Regions from separate parts of the Homo sapiens genome. Here region 2 is linked to region 1. A link is a loop called in an ENCODE intact Hi-C map of the cell type or tissue named here. Cell type or tissue: CD4-positive, alpha-beta T cell. All regions are shown on one strand.

The links. Peaks named below come from ENCODE experiments on the same cell type or tissue, not always from the same donor. Only the 100,000 strongest peaks of a DNase experiment are listed, where the experiment ranks them.
Region 2: it touches region 1 in a loop (9-fold over the local background); 3 of 110 quality-filtered maps call a loop at or near these places.

What each region holds. Positions count from the first base shown.
Region 1 is chr3:124,726,572-124,734,571 of GRCh38, reverse strand. UMPS (uridine monophosphate synthetase) reads right to left here and starts at 4,120. Exons shown (of 6, transcript NM_000373.4): 1 at 3,945-4,120. The coding sequence starts at 4,100. MIR544B (microRNA 544b) reads right to left here and starts at 2,133; the gene lies at 2,056-2,133. It also overlaps the pseudogene RPS26P22. RefSeq lists enhancers at 4,041-4,450, 3,863-4,462. In CD4-positive, alpha-beta T cell, no CTCF peak of the experiment used is centred here; a DNase peak (open chromatin) is centred at 4,171; H3K4me3 peaks cover 1,646 bases; H3K27ac peaks cover 1,009 bases; H3K27me3 peaks cover 594 bases.
Region 2 is chr3:125,911,974-125,919,973 of GRCh38, reverse strand. LOC102723696 (a long non-coding RNA gene) reads left to right here and starts at 4,328. Exons shown (of 5, transcript XR_007096049.1): 1 at 4,328-5,554. It also overlaps the pseudogene FAM86JP. RefSeq lists silencers at 3,080-3,279, 3,840-4,109, 4,130-4,179 and an enhancer at 3,039-3,629. In CD4-positive, alpha-beta T cell, no CTCF peak of the experiment used is centred here; DNase peaks (open chromatin) are centred at 2,753, 3,423, 3,853 and 4,325; H3K4me3 peaks cover 2,163 bases; H3K27ac peaks cover 1,962 bases.

The DNA of each region.
Region 1 (8,000 bases):
AATGAATCTATTCAACCAGACTCAGAATCTGTTCTGAAGGCAACCTGAGATGTGCTGGGGAAGCTCATGATGTTGACCCCAAAGACTAAGGACGATCCCGACTTCCTGGTTTCCTCAGTAACCCATTAGGCTGAGTATCTAAACCTATCATCTTTTAGTTATATATCCTGAAAGAAGCCTTCAATTAGGAAGTTTCATAAATACAGACTATTGTGTGAATTGCTATTTTATAATCTCCTTTTCCACATAAATCATCATATTTTAATGTTAGGATACATATTCCCACCCAAGACCACCTCATTTTTTTTTTAAAAAAGCAAACAGTCACTGAGTTGCTTTGTGAACTAGATCATAGGTTTACACCAGTACTTCTAAAGAGTAAAAAAACAAACAAAAAAAAACTATGACTATTTTAAGTTGCAGAGAATGTAATTTCTAGTACTAAAAATATTAACATATTATCTTAGAACTGTTTTATCACTCTTTTTAAGGAATAAACTTGGAATACAAATGCTAGTGACTGGATATCCACCATCTCCATTTAAAAAAACAAAACGTGAAATTGCTGGACTATGAAAAGTTTAAAATTTTTTACATCTTTTTCCAACTCATATTTTCACTCCACTGTGTCCACAGAATTTTATTCTAAAGTAATATATGATTATACTTGAAAAGCTTTTACTGATCCCTCTGTCATACTTGTCTATATGTATGTAAACTGAAATTTAAAATGGTAATTAAAAAAAAATTTCCCATGACCATAAGTCTCTAGATGTCAAGAATTCTTCTGTAGCTCTCTCAGGTCCTTACTTCCAAGATGACAAAGAAAAGAAAGGAACAATGATCGTGCCAAAAAGGGCTGTGGCCAGTAGTGGCACATACTATGTCCGATGCATGCCCAAGGAAAAGACCATTAAGAAGCTCGTCGTGCAAAACATAGTAGAGGCCGCAGCAGTCAGGGACATTACTGCAGTGAGCAACTTTGCCTCCTATGTTCTTCCCAAGCTGTATGCGAAGCTACATTAAGGTGTGAGTTGTGCCATTCACAGCAAGGCAGTCAGTAATCCATCTTGTGAATCCCACAAGGACCAAATACCCCAATCTGATTTAAACCTGTGGGTGCTGCCTCATGACCCTCACCAAAGCCCATGTAAGGAGCTGAATCCTTAAGGACTGAAGAGAAACTATTCTCTTGAGGAAAAGAAAATGGAAATTGTACTTTTTAAAGAAGAGAATTCTTCTGTATATCATTAAATTATAACAAGCATATGATTAATTCAAACATGATTTGCAAATTTTGACAGAGAGATAAAAACAGATTTGGAAAATGCATTTTTAGTGAGTTAATGCTACCTTTCCTCTCCAATTACTTTATGTACACTAATGTGTATATAGTACTATAGTCAAATATCACTTATTATCACTTATTAAGGGAAGTTAGAGTTTAGCATAAATTATATTGCTTTTTGGGGTGTAAATACTGAGAAATTCTATTCGCATAAGATGTGAAAAGAAGTTTTGTTATACCCAAGTCTCTCCATGTTTTGAACTCCTCCCCAGTTAATCACCAAAATACACACACACACACACACACACACACACACCATGATCTAGTTATCAAAAAACTTTTTCTGTCATTTATCAGCTGGCTTATTAAAATAAATCAATTTTTCCCTAGAAAATCCTTAGTAATTCTCCACATTGCTAAGATACACCATAGCAAGATTCTGGATGGTGAGAAGTTAATGGTCCAAAGTACCGCAACCTTAATAGTCCAACCTATCTTCAATACTTTTTACAATAACCACACAAAGTGGTCCCTAGTGAACATAAACCCTTAAGTGGGCTGAGGAAACTTATATGTCTTCTTGATAGAACTTTCTGCAATGATGGAAATGTTCTCTATCTTTGCAGTCCAATATGATAGCCACTGGCCATATATGACTATTTAAACTTAAAAATTCATAATGCTCAATAGTAACACGTGGCTAGTAGCAAACTGTATTGGAAAGCATATTTACGGCCCTCTACTCAGTGTGGTCTGCAGTTTCAGCTGGCACTTTGTTAGAAATGCACAACCTCAGGTCTAGTCTCAGAGCTACAGAAATGGATTCTGCATTTTAACAAAATTCCCAGGTAATTCATATATACTCAAAGTTGAGAAGCACTGTATTAGAAACCTCTAATTTGTACAAAAATTTTCCTTATATTGACTAAAAACCTGCTTTCCCAATATGTCCACCTTCTAGTCTTAATTATTGCTTCTGGCCGCACAGTGCAAAATTCAACTCCCCTTTCCAAACAGCCCTTCCAAGTGTGGACCTAACAGGAAGAGGCTGAGGCAAAATTAATATGAGTAGTTGCCCTGACTATAGGCTTCGATTACAGTAGTTACAAGTGGATTTTTAAAGCAAAAGAAGGGGCAGTTCCTATATTCACCAAGAATTTGCATTGAAATAACAGGAGGTAGCCCGGGGGTGGCACCAGGCATTTGTAGTCCCAGCTACTTGGGAAGCCGCCAAGGCAAGAGGATCTTTTGAGGCCAGGAGTTTGAGACGAGCCTGGGCAGTATGGTGAGACCTCCTCTCTACAAAAAAAAAAAATTTTTAATTTGGTGGGCATGATGGCACATGCCTGTAGTTCCAGCTACTCAGAGGTTGAGGTAAGAGGATCTCTTTTTTTTTTTTTTTTCTGAGACAGTCTCCCTCTGTTGCCCAGGCTGGAGTGCAGTGGCTCAATTTCGGCTAACTGCAACCTCCTGATTCTTCTGCCTCAGCCTCCTGAGTAGCTGGGATTACAGGTGTGCACCACCATGCCCAGCTAATTTTTGCATTTTCAGTAGAGACAGGGTTTCACCATGTTGGCCAGGCTGGTCTCGAACTCCAGACCTTAAGTGATCCACCCGCCTCAGCCTCCCAAAGAAAGCCTCCCAAAGTTGGGACTACAGGCATGAGCCCCTGTGCTCACCCGAGGCAAGAAGATCTCTTAAGCCCAGGAGTTCCAGGCTGCAGTGAGCTATGATCACAGAGCTGCACTCCAGCCTGGGTGACGTAAGAGAGATCCCATCTAAAAAATAAATAAATAAAATAATAACACAAGCGATTGATTAGCTATACATTGTTCTTTGTATCACACATTCCAGGTACATTAAGATAATGGGAGAGGCAGCTAGTCAGGGACAAAATTCCTTTAAATAATTGTCCCGGGGCTGCATAGGGGAGTATGGTTGAAGTCTCTCTGGGCTCTGATAAATTTTGTATACATCACAGAGTTCTGGTTGTTCTATTTTCCTTTTCTCACCAGTAATTTCCCAGCTACTGAATTCTCTGCCTACCCACGTTTTCCCGGTCTATTTGTTTGTTTTTTGAGGGCAGGGTCTCACTTGTCGCCCAGGCTGGAGTGCAGTGGCGCAATGACAGCTCATTGCAGCCTTGACCTCCCAGGCTCAGGTGATCCTCCCACCTCAGCGTCCCAGGCGTGCGCCACCACACCCAGCTAATTTTTTGTAGAGACGGGGTCTCGTCATGTTGCCCAGGCTGGTCTCGAACTCCTGGGGCTCAGGTGATCTGCCCACTTAGGCATCCCAAAGTGCTGGTATTACTCTCATGAGGCACCACGCCCGGCCGCAAGTCTAATTTTCTTAAAGAGTTAAATATACAGAATTCATTCAAGTGTGCTTCAGTGCCAGAAAGCGTTCCAAACTGGGTTTCCCGACTTTTGCAAAACACGTGTCTAAGCGTGTGGGTGAAAGAACAGACGACTCTCGAGGAGCCCAACCCCTGGCCTCTGTGCTTCTCATGCTTACTCCCCAAACCAAGAGTAGGGTCGGTCTGCCTGCTTGGCTCTTTTGCTCTCACTCACGGCCCAACTCCTGTCACCCTCTTCCATTTCCTTGTCCTCCTTCCCGCCACCAAGCCCTGTCCTTTCCCTTCCTAGGCCAGCACCTGACTCAGAAGACGCGGTCGAGACACGATGCCCCGCAGATCGATGTAGATGGGGGAGGAAAGCCCGCTCTTCAGCACGAAGTCCCCAAACTTGAAAGCCTGCACGTCGTACAGACCCGTCACCAATGGCCCCAAAGCTGCACGAGCGACCGCCATTGTCGCGCGCTGCCTGTTTGCTTCAAATTCCCAGGCGCCCCGGGCCTCCGGCGCCCCGATGACGTCACCCGCGAAGTCCCGCCTCTTCCGCCTGCCTCGTCTGCAGCTTTCCCGGCTTGCTGCACCCGTGGGTTTCCCCGGGCTCAAGGGTCAGGTGGATGGTAGCGAACCTAGCGCCAGTTTGTGCTTCTCCTGGTTTCTTCTGGATGGGGTCGCTGGGGTTCAAAGCCCAGAACAGCTAGATTGACTGTAGGATCATGAAGTCCCACCTTTCATGAGAGTTTGCATAAATCCTGTCCATTTTTTAATAGCCAATGCCTTCTCGACTAGTTCTCTTAATTATCTCTACTCCTTGGCCTAACATGTTATATTTGCTAGTTATTAGCCAAGATTTACCCCCCATGTTTCTCCAAATAGAATATAAGTTATCAAAGACAGGGACCTTTACTCAATTCTTTTATTAACTTCATAGCATCTAGTACGTGACAGTTCCATAGCAGTTTGCACATAGGAATATATAGCACTTAGATCATTACAGTATTCATTACCTCTTTTGTCTGTACTCTGCTTCCTGGAGGAGTACTTTTTTATTTCCTTTGGCGTACCTCAAATGCTTAGGTAATAGGTGTAGAAAAGGTAAGGGAGGGAAGGAGGAGAGTTAGAAGACGGTTAATTGATTGGTATCAGGGTTATCCAGGAGGATAATATTGCTAGACAATCTGAAAATCCAAACATATTTGGTCTTTACAAATAAATCCCTTAAAGAAATAATCAATAAATAATCTGTACAAATAAATCCCTTCTCCATTGTGTATATAAGGCAATACTTTATTCTAGCTTAAGGAAAATAACCCTTAAATTCACATAAAGAATGAAACCTTGTCATTTGCAGCAAGGTGGATGAACCTGAAGGACATTATGTTAGTGAAACAAGCCAGGAACAGGAAGATAAATACCAAATGTTCTCGCTCATATGCAGAAGCTAAAAAAGTTGATCTCATGGAGCTAGAGAATAAAATAGTAATCACTAGAGGCTGGGAAGGGTAGGGGGTGGTTAAAGGACACAAATTACAGCTAGATAGGAGGAATAAGTCCTAGTGTTCCATTGCACTGTAGGGTGACTGTAGTCAATAATAATTTACTATATATTTTAAAATAGCTAGAAGAGGGGCGTTTGAATGTTCCCAACACAAAGAAAGGATAAATATTTAAGGTGAGGAATATATGAATTACTCTGATTTGATCACTGTACATTGTGTGTATTGAAATAGCACTATGTACCCAATAAATGTGTACGATATCATGTGTCAACTATAACAAATACTTTTTTAAAAAAGAGGAACAGATAAGGCATAGCTGTATAGTGCACTACAAAGAACATGAAGTTTCAAACCAAAACATTTGGATTTTAGTCCCATTCTACTTACTGGCTGAGTGATCTTTGGCAATGCATTTTGAGCTATATGAGTCTCAATTTTCTCAAAAATAGAATGAAGAAGCCGGGCGCGGTGGCTCACGCCTGTAATCCCAGCACTTTGGGAGGCTGAGGCGGGCGGATCACGAGGTCAGGAGATCAAGACCATCTTGGCTAACATGGTGAAACCCCGTCTCTACTAAAAATACAAAAAAATTAGCTGGGCATGGTGGTAGGCGCCTGTAGTCCCAGCTACTCGGGAGGCTGAGGCAGGAGAATGGTGTGAACCCGGGAGGCAAAGCTTGCAGTGAGCCGAGATCGCATCACTGCACTCCAGGCTGGGCGAAAGAGCCAGACTGCGCTCAAAAAAAAAAAAAAAGAATGAAGATAATAATATTAACTTTCTCCAAAAATCACTATGAAGATTCAATAAGATAGTTCACTCAAAAACACTTGATAAAAAGTTGGTAGAGCTGAGTGTGGTGGCTCATGCCTGTAATCCCAGTACTTTGGGAGGCCGAGGGAAGTGGATCACCTGAGGTTGAGAGTTCGAGACCAGCCCAGTCAACATGATGAAACCCCGTCTCTACCAAAAAATACAAAAATTAGCCGGGCATAGTAGCACATGCCTATAGTCCCAGCTACTTGGGAGGCTGAGGCAGGAGAATTGCTTGAACCCCGAGGGGGTGGAGGTTGCAGTGAGCCAAGATCATGCCACTACACTCCAGCCTGGGCAACAGAGACTCTGTCTCAACAACAACAAACAAACAAACAAACAACAACAACAACAAAAAAAAAAGCAGAGGAACATAGATTGTACCAATTCATTTTGTGTTCTCCATTTCATTTACTTAGGCTGGGTAAAGGATCTTGGCTTTAACCAATATTTAGTCTTACTATTTTAGGTATTTACCCTAAAGAGTTTCCATGAATGTAAAATTTCATGCAGTAGTTCAATCTGAGCCTTTTCATGGACCTAGCTCTATATTGCTTACTGAATCCCTTCTGTATTCTACTCTGATATCTATTTTAGACTGAGCTTGTGGGGTTCTGATTATCATTTGTATTAGGGCTTTTGCTAATATTCCATAACTATATTGGTGATTCCTCTGAACCACTCCCCTTCAAAAAAATATAGGCTGAGGTACTGTTATTTAATTATTTATTATTGTTTGACCTACACTATACACACACAGAGACACTGAAACACACACATACACATTTATTTTAAGTTATGTTCTAGGGCCAGGTCAGTGGCTCATGCCTGCAATCCCAGCACTTTGGGAGGCAGAGATGGGAAGCCCAGGAGTTTGAGACCAGCCTGGGTAACATGATGAGACTCTGTCTCTTCAAAAAATAAAAAAAATTAGCCAGACATCATGGCACACACTTGTGGTCCCAGCTACTGGGGAGGCTGAGGCAGGAATATCACTTGAGCCTGGGAGGTTGAGGCCACAGTGAACTGTGATCATGCCACTGCAGTCCAGCCTGAGTGACAGAGTGAGACCCTGTGCCAAAAAAAAAAAAAAAGTTATCTTCCAGTGAATGTCTCAGTGACCTTGAACAATCACCTAGATTCTGTGACTCAGTTTTCTCTAATCCAAGTAAAATAACTTACTTCATAAGAATTTGTTGGGATTAAATGAAATATTAATTACAAATGGGCTTCATAAGCTATATAGGTGCTAAAATACATACAAATTCTAGATAAAAAAAAAGCCCATAAGGGGCTTATGATTTTAACTCATAAACCTGATTCTGATTTCATTTCTAATATTCTTTATTATCTATATTTTCTCAGGAGATTGTGCTGATGAGCCAATGTGAAGAGCCCATGCTTTTGACAAGTGTTTCTCATTACAAATAAATGCAATAAAATCTTAATGAAATAGAAGCCAAATGTTAAAACATGTTTTTGTTTTCTTGGCAAAATAAGCTAATCAAAACACTTTAACACTCTGGCTAATTGACAGTATACCATGAATCAGCCTCATTTGCACGTGGGTGGCACATTTAAACTTTCAAAGCCTGATCATATCTGTATAGGCTAACCCAAATTGCTGGAGTCCACACCAGAATGTATAAACTTGTGAGATCCAGCCCAAAATACCCTCCAGACAGTCTAACAACATTATCACCTGAAATACCAGTATGAAATTAACAACAACCCGAGGCTTTTTTTTTTTTTTTTTTTTTTTTTTTTTTTTTTTTTTGAGATAGGGTCTGGTCTCACTTTGTTGCCCAGGCTAGAGTGAGGTAGCATAATCACAGCTCACTGTAGCTTCTACCTCCCGGGTTCAGATGATGCTTCCACCTCAGCCTCCCAAGTAGATGGGATCACAGGCATGCACCAACACACTCAGTTAATATTTTTAAAACAATTTTTAATATGTGGGGGGTTGGGGGGACGTGGGTGTCTCCTTATTTTGTCCAGGCTGGTGTCAAACTCCTGGGCTCAAGAGATCCTTCCACTTTGGCCTTTCAAA
Region 2 (8,000 bases), 1.2 Mb before region 1:
ACCACCACGCCCAGCTAATTTTTGTATTTTTAGTAGAGATGGGTTTTTGCCATGTTGGCTAGGCCGGTCTTGAAGTCCTGACCTCAGGTGATCCGTCCACCTCAGCTTCCCAAAGTCCTGGGATTACAGGTGTGAGCCAGTGCACCCAGCCTTGTGCTGGGTTTGAAAGCAGCTATCCCTACATTTCATGCTTCACCACCTACAAGAGTGAGGCTAAGGGTGCAACTCAGAGCAGGGTGCGAGATAACTTCAGGTATCTCCATGCTCGAAGCCCTGACCTACTGTATTGCCCCGAAAGTCTTCCCTGCTGTGGCTGCATCTTTTCCACATGGATAATCTTGGTTCACCTCTAGCACAGGAATTCTTCACTGGGGCTCCTAGGATGGGCTGGTTGGGTGGGGGTGGAGAATGTCTGCCTCCAGAGTTTGTATGGAAAATGTATTCTTCTGGTGCACTTCTTTCTGGGACGGAGTCTACTGCTTTGTCTTTTCAGAAGGGCTCATGGCCCTTCACAGGTGAAGACCCAGGATGCAGGGTGATCTGCACTTGGCCCTCAAGGCCAAGGTCAGGCTGTGGCTGGGCCTGGTGGTGATCCTGCCTCTCACCTGCATGCAGATGCTCTTGAGTCCAAACCCCACCCTGGGCAAAGTAAGGGCCCATTTAGGTCTAGAAGAGACAGGAGTGGGCAGGACAGGCCTCATGAATGCAAAAAAGAAAGTCTCTGAGCATCTACCAAATGCTAGAAGCTGTTTTGCACCTGTCATCTCTGTTTTTGCTGTGGATGGTTTAAAAAACTTTCCTTAGATTTCCCCCTCTCATGCAGATTTTTGTATATTCTGATGTCTTTGTCTAAGTCTTAGATAGAAAATGAAAGAGCTGGAGCTGTCAGAGGTGCCAACACCCACCTGCAGTGCTGACTCAATGTTCAATGTTCTTTGAACAGGGGTGTTTTTAAAGGGTACAAGCACACCTGTGGTTCTTCTCTCAGGTCTTCCGGAGAGATTCAGGAGACAGGGTCATGAGTCCCAGGGACTCTGGGATTCTTACCTTCTGCAAAATATCCCGCAGAAGCTCAGAATCTGATGAGTCTGTTAATTTTGCTTCTAAGCTCTGTGTGGACGGGAGAGAGAGAAATCTCAAGGGCGCATTCACAGGAACATTAAACACGCAATAGAATGTGTTGGCAAAGCGCTGTGTGATCTCTCCCTGGGGACGTGGAGCCAGTTGGAAGTGGAAGCCACAGCAGCTGAAAGCCTGACCTTCAGATGTCACAGGGTGCACCTGGATGAGTCACAGGAAGAAGGCTAGAAGACTGACTCTTGGCCACATTAGTCCTGGCTACTTAGCGGCCACCTGGGTCATGGGCCAGCTCCCTGGTTGCACTGGTCAGCCAGGAATTAACAGGGCAGCCATGGCACCAAGGTTTGATGGGCTTGCCATCTGAGTTTAAGTGGAAATGCAGAATGTGCCCATACCAGCCTGGGTTACATTGTCCTCTCACAGGGGCCTCAAGCCCAGCAGCAAACTTTGGCTCCCGAGTTAGGCAGACTGTCTCAGCTGGTATGTGACACAGGGCAAGGCACTTCATTGCTTCAGAGCTCCTTCCATGCTGTAAAAGGCCTTACAAGACCTGGTCCTAATCCCTCTCTCTGGCCTGTTCTCCCTCACCCCTGGCCCACACTGCTCACTCCACTCCAGCCACACTGGCTGCCTTGCTGTTGTTCCTCAACCACAGCTGGCTTGTTTCCACCACAGGGCCTTTGCATATCCTGTTCCCCAAGCCCTTCCCATGGCTGGCTGCTTCACCACTCAGGCCCCAGTTCAAAAGCCACCTCTTTGGGGAAGGCTTCCCTGATTCCCCGACTTTGGTGACTTTTCTCCCCAGTTGCTCCATTCACCATTTCCCTGTTTTATTGGCTTTAAAGCCACTCTCATCTGGTCTTTTCTTGTTTATTTATTTATTTGTTTATTCTCTGGCTCTCCCATGCAAGCAGAGCCTCATCTGTCATGGGTACTGCTGATCCATGGTGCCTGGCTCACGGAAGGCATTTATTAAACATTTTGAGACTGAATAAAAACACTAGCTAACACCGACATGCATTTACCATGAGCCAGGCACTGATCCACAGGCTTTTGTACTCAACCCTGACAACAACCCTAAGAGGTAGGTATCATTATATCCCCCATTTTATTAATAAGAAAACAACAGCACAGAGAGATGTAGTCACTTGCCCAAGGTCACACAGGGCCAGGGGTTGGGACAGGATTTGAAGCAGGCAGGCTGTCTCCTGGGTCTGAACTCTCAACTACTGCACCCTAATCAAACAATCCCTCTGGTCAAATGTGAGTGATAATAATAGTACCCACCTCATGGGTGTTGAGGGTGAGCCCAAGTTAGCATTCAGCGTGGGCATGTGAACAATTATAGCCAATATTGAATGGAGACCTATGATGCTTTTATGAAGGTTTCTATTTTGGGTTAAAAATGCACAAATTTCTCCTGACCAGAAATGATCTCTGAGTGCTAAATATTTCATATCAATGGAATAACGCAAATGATTAAGCAACACCCCATAAAATTCCAGGGAGGAATATATATCCAAACTGACTCATCCCAGTGAGCTCACTGCACATGAATTACAAATGGGGCCGGGTGCATTAAGCCCCTCTACTGGCAGAAGGGAGGCTGCTGCCTGCCATGTGCCTGTGCTGAGAATGGTAGGTCCCCAGGGAGACGAGAGGCCACCCCCTTCTCTGTCTCTTCCATCACAGGTGTGAGAGCCTCAGAGCATGAGCCGATTCTGTGCAGTTCTCAACATACAGATGAGAACACTGAGGCACGAGGGGACAGCCTGTGACCTGGTCACCGCGCTCAGGAGGACGTGGTTACCCGCGGTCCTGAGGGCGCTGACTTTTTAGAATGGGCGAGGGCAGCTGTGTCCCAGTGACCAGAACGATTACTGCCTTTAAAAAGTCGTGAAAATGATCGTGAACTGTATCCCACAACGAGTGCGCCTCTGCCCCCTAAGACGGTGGAGAGGCCCCCAGCTTATGCCGCCAGCCCGCGGGGCAGGAAGGGTGTGAGCGACTCTGGCCAGGCCCCAGGGATGGGGACCGGGTCGCGCGGACCTGACTGGCGGGAGCCCAGGCACTCACGTGGCGGGCGTGTCGGGGGCTTCTGCACGGAGACCCATCCCGTCTGCCCCTGGACTCCCGCGAGCCCTGCGGGCCTCTCCGCTCGCCCCGCCGCCCACCTGCCAGGGGAAGGAGCGCAGCGCGCGCGCCGCCAGAAAGCGGCGCTGCAAACTCTGCAGCAAGAGTTAGGTCCCAGCGTTCTCCTCGGGCGCCATGACGTGGGCGGGGCCGCAGTGTTGCCGGGAGACCGTGCGGAAGCCGGGCCTGGACTGAAGACGGGGCGGGCCCAGGGCAGTGCGCGGGGGCAGAGAGGGGGCGGGGCCTGCGGGTAGGGTCAGGAGGAGAGTCGTGGGGGCGGCTCTAGGGCGGGGCCAGGATGAGCGTTATGAGGCGGGGGCTTGGGGTGGGGCCAGGATGAGCGTCATGAGGGCGAGGCCTGGGGTAGGGCCAGGATAAGCGTCGTTGGGGCAGGTCCTGGGGAGAGTTCAGGTTGGCGGGTCCTGGGGCGGGGCCAGGACAGGGCGATCCTGGAAGCGGGGCTTCGGAAGCGTCCAGGTTGGAGGCGTCCTGGAGGCGGGGCCTTGCGTGGGGGCAGGATAAGAGTCCTGGAGGCGGGCGTTAGGGTGGGGGTAAACGATGATTGGGTTCAGGAGGCGAGAGTCGGAGCAGAGCCCAGGAGACAGGTCTTAGGGCGGGGCTAAGGCCAGACCCAGAGAAGGGCTCAGGAGGCGGGGCCAGGGCGGGGCGTTGACTATGTCGTAGCACGTTGCCAGGCACTGCTCGAACTCTGGGAGGCGGATCTTAGGACAGGCCGACGTGGGGAGGGGCCCAGGGTCCGGGAGGCGGGGCCGAGTCTAGGCTGCGGGCTGCGCTCAGGAGGCGGGCCCTGGGAGGCGGAGCTTAGGGAGGGTCCGGTGTTGGCAGGGACCAAGGGACTGGGAGGCGGATCGGGGCTGGGCTCAGGGGCCGAGAGGGAGCTGGGCTTGGGGCGGGGCCGAGACGGAGCGAGGGGTCCAGGGTGTGAGAAACGGGGAGGGGTTTGAGGAGGGGATTGGAGTGTGGCTCAAGTTCGGGAGGCGTTACCTGCGGAGGGTTTGAGGCAGGCCCAGGAGCGAGCCCACGGTCTGCCGACGCGGGGCCAGCGGCGGGCCCCAGGATCCGGAGCTTCGGGCGGGGCCGAGTCCAGGTTTGGGGCCCGGGAGGTGGGGCCGGTTAGGGCGAGGGTCCCCGGGATCGTAGTGTCAGGCCTTGGGCCAACGTAGGCACTCGCAGTTCCTCCGCCTTCAGGAAGGTCTTTTTGGCAGGGGCCTTACGGGTGCGCGCTTCGGTCCTGGAGGCGTTATCCTAGCCTCCTCTCCATCAGCGCCACCCGTCTGGGGCCCGATAGGAGGGAGCTTTCTGTCTGTCCCCCAGCCTTTGGACTGTCACCAAACAAGCCATCCGTTCACCAAATACTTATTAAGCGCCTACCATGTGTCTGGCAAGGGAGGTGTAACAGTGAGAAAAACTAGGTGTGGTCCAGGCCCTCCAGGGGCTCAGGGGCTCGTGGAAGAAGTGGACATTGAAGTACTTACCACACAAATGAGCATGAAAGTACAATAGCAATATCTGCCACGAAGGCGAGCAGACAGAGCTAGCAGGGCTTCCAGGAGGAGTTTTGATCTTGCAGGGACAGGAAGGAGGAGTTAGCTCCTGGGGGGCGGGATTGGGGGTGGTGGTGATATAGACGTGGGGACAGAGTGGAAAACAACAAAAATATAATTATTTTAGTTCAAAGTTATTGTGTCTTGAGTTGAAAGGCAGGGCAGTTAGCGACACGGTTCAGATTTCAGTACTGCCCCTGAAATCTGAATTGTGTTCAAAGTCTAAAACGTTTACCTTAGCAAATCCCTCATAAAACTCCATTTGGAAGAGTCCCGAGAGCTAATTTGTTAAGTATACTTGCAGAAGGTAGATGAGGAGACAGATTAAATCTTATTACCTCTTTCAGATGAGAGGCACTTGAGCCCTGCTCAGCCGTGAGAATAAGAGGGGGAATTAATTCTAATTGAATACACTTGTTCTCTCACAGCTGTTGTTCCCCACCAGAACCAAATGAGCGCAAGATCTGACAAAGAAAAAAAAAGGTTCATCTTTTATTCCGCCAAACACTTTCATCTAAATCAAGAGGGTGGGATGTGGTTATTGCTGTGTTTTTAGACAGAATCAACAGTTTCTGGGTCTGAGATATTGCATACACCCTCTCAGTCCCTGTATCCTCAGATGGAGTCACCTGAGAATCCACAGCAAGTCCTAACCGGGGATGGGTCTGGGTGGTTAAGGAAGGTTGGCCTCAGAACTGGGCCAGGGGCACTGCTTTGCTTTTGCTGTTTTGATCAGCTCTCTGCCCGCAGGAGACAAGGAAAACCAATGGGAACAGGTTAGTTACACTCATAAATCCTGGGCTTATTTTATTAACTCACATAATAGCTATTAATTGCCTTTCCTCCAAGGAGCAAAAGGGCATATACGGTCAATGCTATAATAAGTAACACTGTATTATGTTATACTAAAATATTAATAAATCTAGGTTGGTTCAGTCTTTCCTGATTCCATAGATTGGAAGCGGATTGAGGAAGGACCCTAGCGGACCACAGAGCTGAGCCATGCACACAGAAGAAATCTTTTCTTCTTTTTTTTTTTTTTTTTTTTTTTTTTTTGAGACAGAGTTTCACTCTCTTGTTGCCCAGGCTGGAGTGCAATGGCGCAATCTCGGCTCACTGCAACCTCCACCTCCCGGGTTCAAGCGATTCTCCTGCCTCAGCCTCCCAAGTAGTGGGATTACAGGCGTGAGCCACCATGCCGGGCCATGTTTGTATTTTTAGTGGAGACAGGGTTTGAACACGTTGGCCAGGCTGGTCTCAAATACCTGACCTCAGGTGATCCGCCCGCCTCTGCCTCCCAAAGTGCTGGGATTACAGGCATGAACCACCACGCCCGGCCAGAAGAAATCTTTATTTTGGTGTGCGGGCTCGGATGAGGGCCAAATGTCATCTATCTTGGATCTGAATCTGGAAGGATCAAGGCACTGAAGGGATTTTTTTGTTTCAGAGAGTCTCCCTCTGTTGCCAGGCTGGAGTGCAGTGGCATGATCTCGGCTCCTGCAACTTCTGCCTCCCAGGCTCAAGCGATTCTCCTGCCTCAACCTCCCGAGTAGCTGGGACTACAGCCACGCGTCACCACGCCCAGCTAATTTTTGTATTTTTTAGTAGAGACAGGGTTTCACCATGTTGGCCAGGAGTGTCTCAATCTCTTGACCTCATGATCCATCTGCCTTGGCCTCCCAAAGGGCTGGGATTACAGGCGTGAGCCACCATGCCCGGCCTCACTGAAGGGATTTTTTTTAATGTCACGTGGCTCTCACAGGTGCAGTGTGTTCAGGTGCAAGTGAAGATTAGGACTGATGCTTAAAACCAAACGTAAAATTCCAGGTGGTGTTACTATGGGGAAGAGCATTAGGACAATCTGAATGGTTTCAGTTGCAAGAGTGTGCGTATACGTGCAAGAACTACAGTCAAGATTCAACTTCTGGCTTTGAGGGTCTCTTTAATAACAGTAATAACAACCTAAGGCAGTTTAACAGTATGGAATGGTTGCCTTTTAGAAATTAAGCTATGGGCATGGAAGTTCAGTCAGTACATTGAAGTTTTTCCTTTATCTCTCCTATGGTTAATGGTTTCTGCAGAAAAGGACCAATTGATTTCTTTCTAAAACGTTGCTTCAGGGTGTAGGGACCTTTATAGGTCATGTTTCAACTTACAGAAAATTTTATAGTTCAAATATAAATTACGTTCAATGTGGACTTTGTAATAGAATTTAAGGTTAAGTAAAGTTTCTGCTTTCCTTAGGCTGTTTGCAGTGCCCAGCAGGCCCCATGATATTGAGATGGAAGTTATGTTAAAGGAGGAGATCGGTCAGGGATGGGCAGAATAAGGACTATGGGCAGCTCAGGCTAATGATACAATGATTGAGGTGTAGAAAGAGGGCCAGGCACGGGATAACGCCTATAATCTCAGTGCTTTGGGAGGCCAAAGCAAGAGGATCACTTGAGGTCAGGAGAGCAGCCTGGTCAACAGAGTGAGACCTAATCTGTACAAAAAAAAAAAAATAGTTGGGCATGGTGGTGTGCTCCTGTAGTCTCAGCCACTTGGAAGGCTGAGGTCAGGGGATCCCTTGAGCCCAGGAGTTTGAGGCTGCAGTGAGCTATAATGACATAACTGTACTCCAGCCTGGGGGATAGGGTGAGGCCCTGACTCAAAAACAATTGAGTCAGGGAAAAAATTGGAAATCTTAATCCTCCGTAGCCAGGAATGTGACCTTATTTGGAAATAGGGTATTTGTAGATATAATCAAGTAATGATGAGTCATACTGGATTGGGGGCTGCTGGTAAGGAGGCAGATGCAATGACTGGTGTCCTTGTAAAAGGAAAGAATGAGGGCTGGGCATGGTGGCTCATGCCTGTAATCTCAGCACATTTTGGGAGGGTGAGGTGGGCGGATCACTTGAGGTCAGGAGTTCGAGACCAGCCTGGCCAACATGGTGAAACTCCATCTCTACTAACAACACAAAATTAGCACTGCGTGGTGGCGGGCGCCTGTAATCTCAGCTACTCAGGAGGCTGAGGTGAGAGAATCGCCAGAACCTAGGAGGCGGAGGTTGCAGTGAGCCAAGATTGTGCCACTGCACTTCAGCCTGGGTGACAGAGGGAAACTCCATCTCAAAAAAATAAAATAAGAGAGGAGAATGTCAGGTGAAGACAGAGACAGAGGGAGATGGCAGCCATGTGATGAGGGAGGAGAGATTGGAGCGATGCATCTACAAGGAA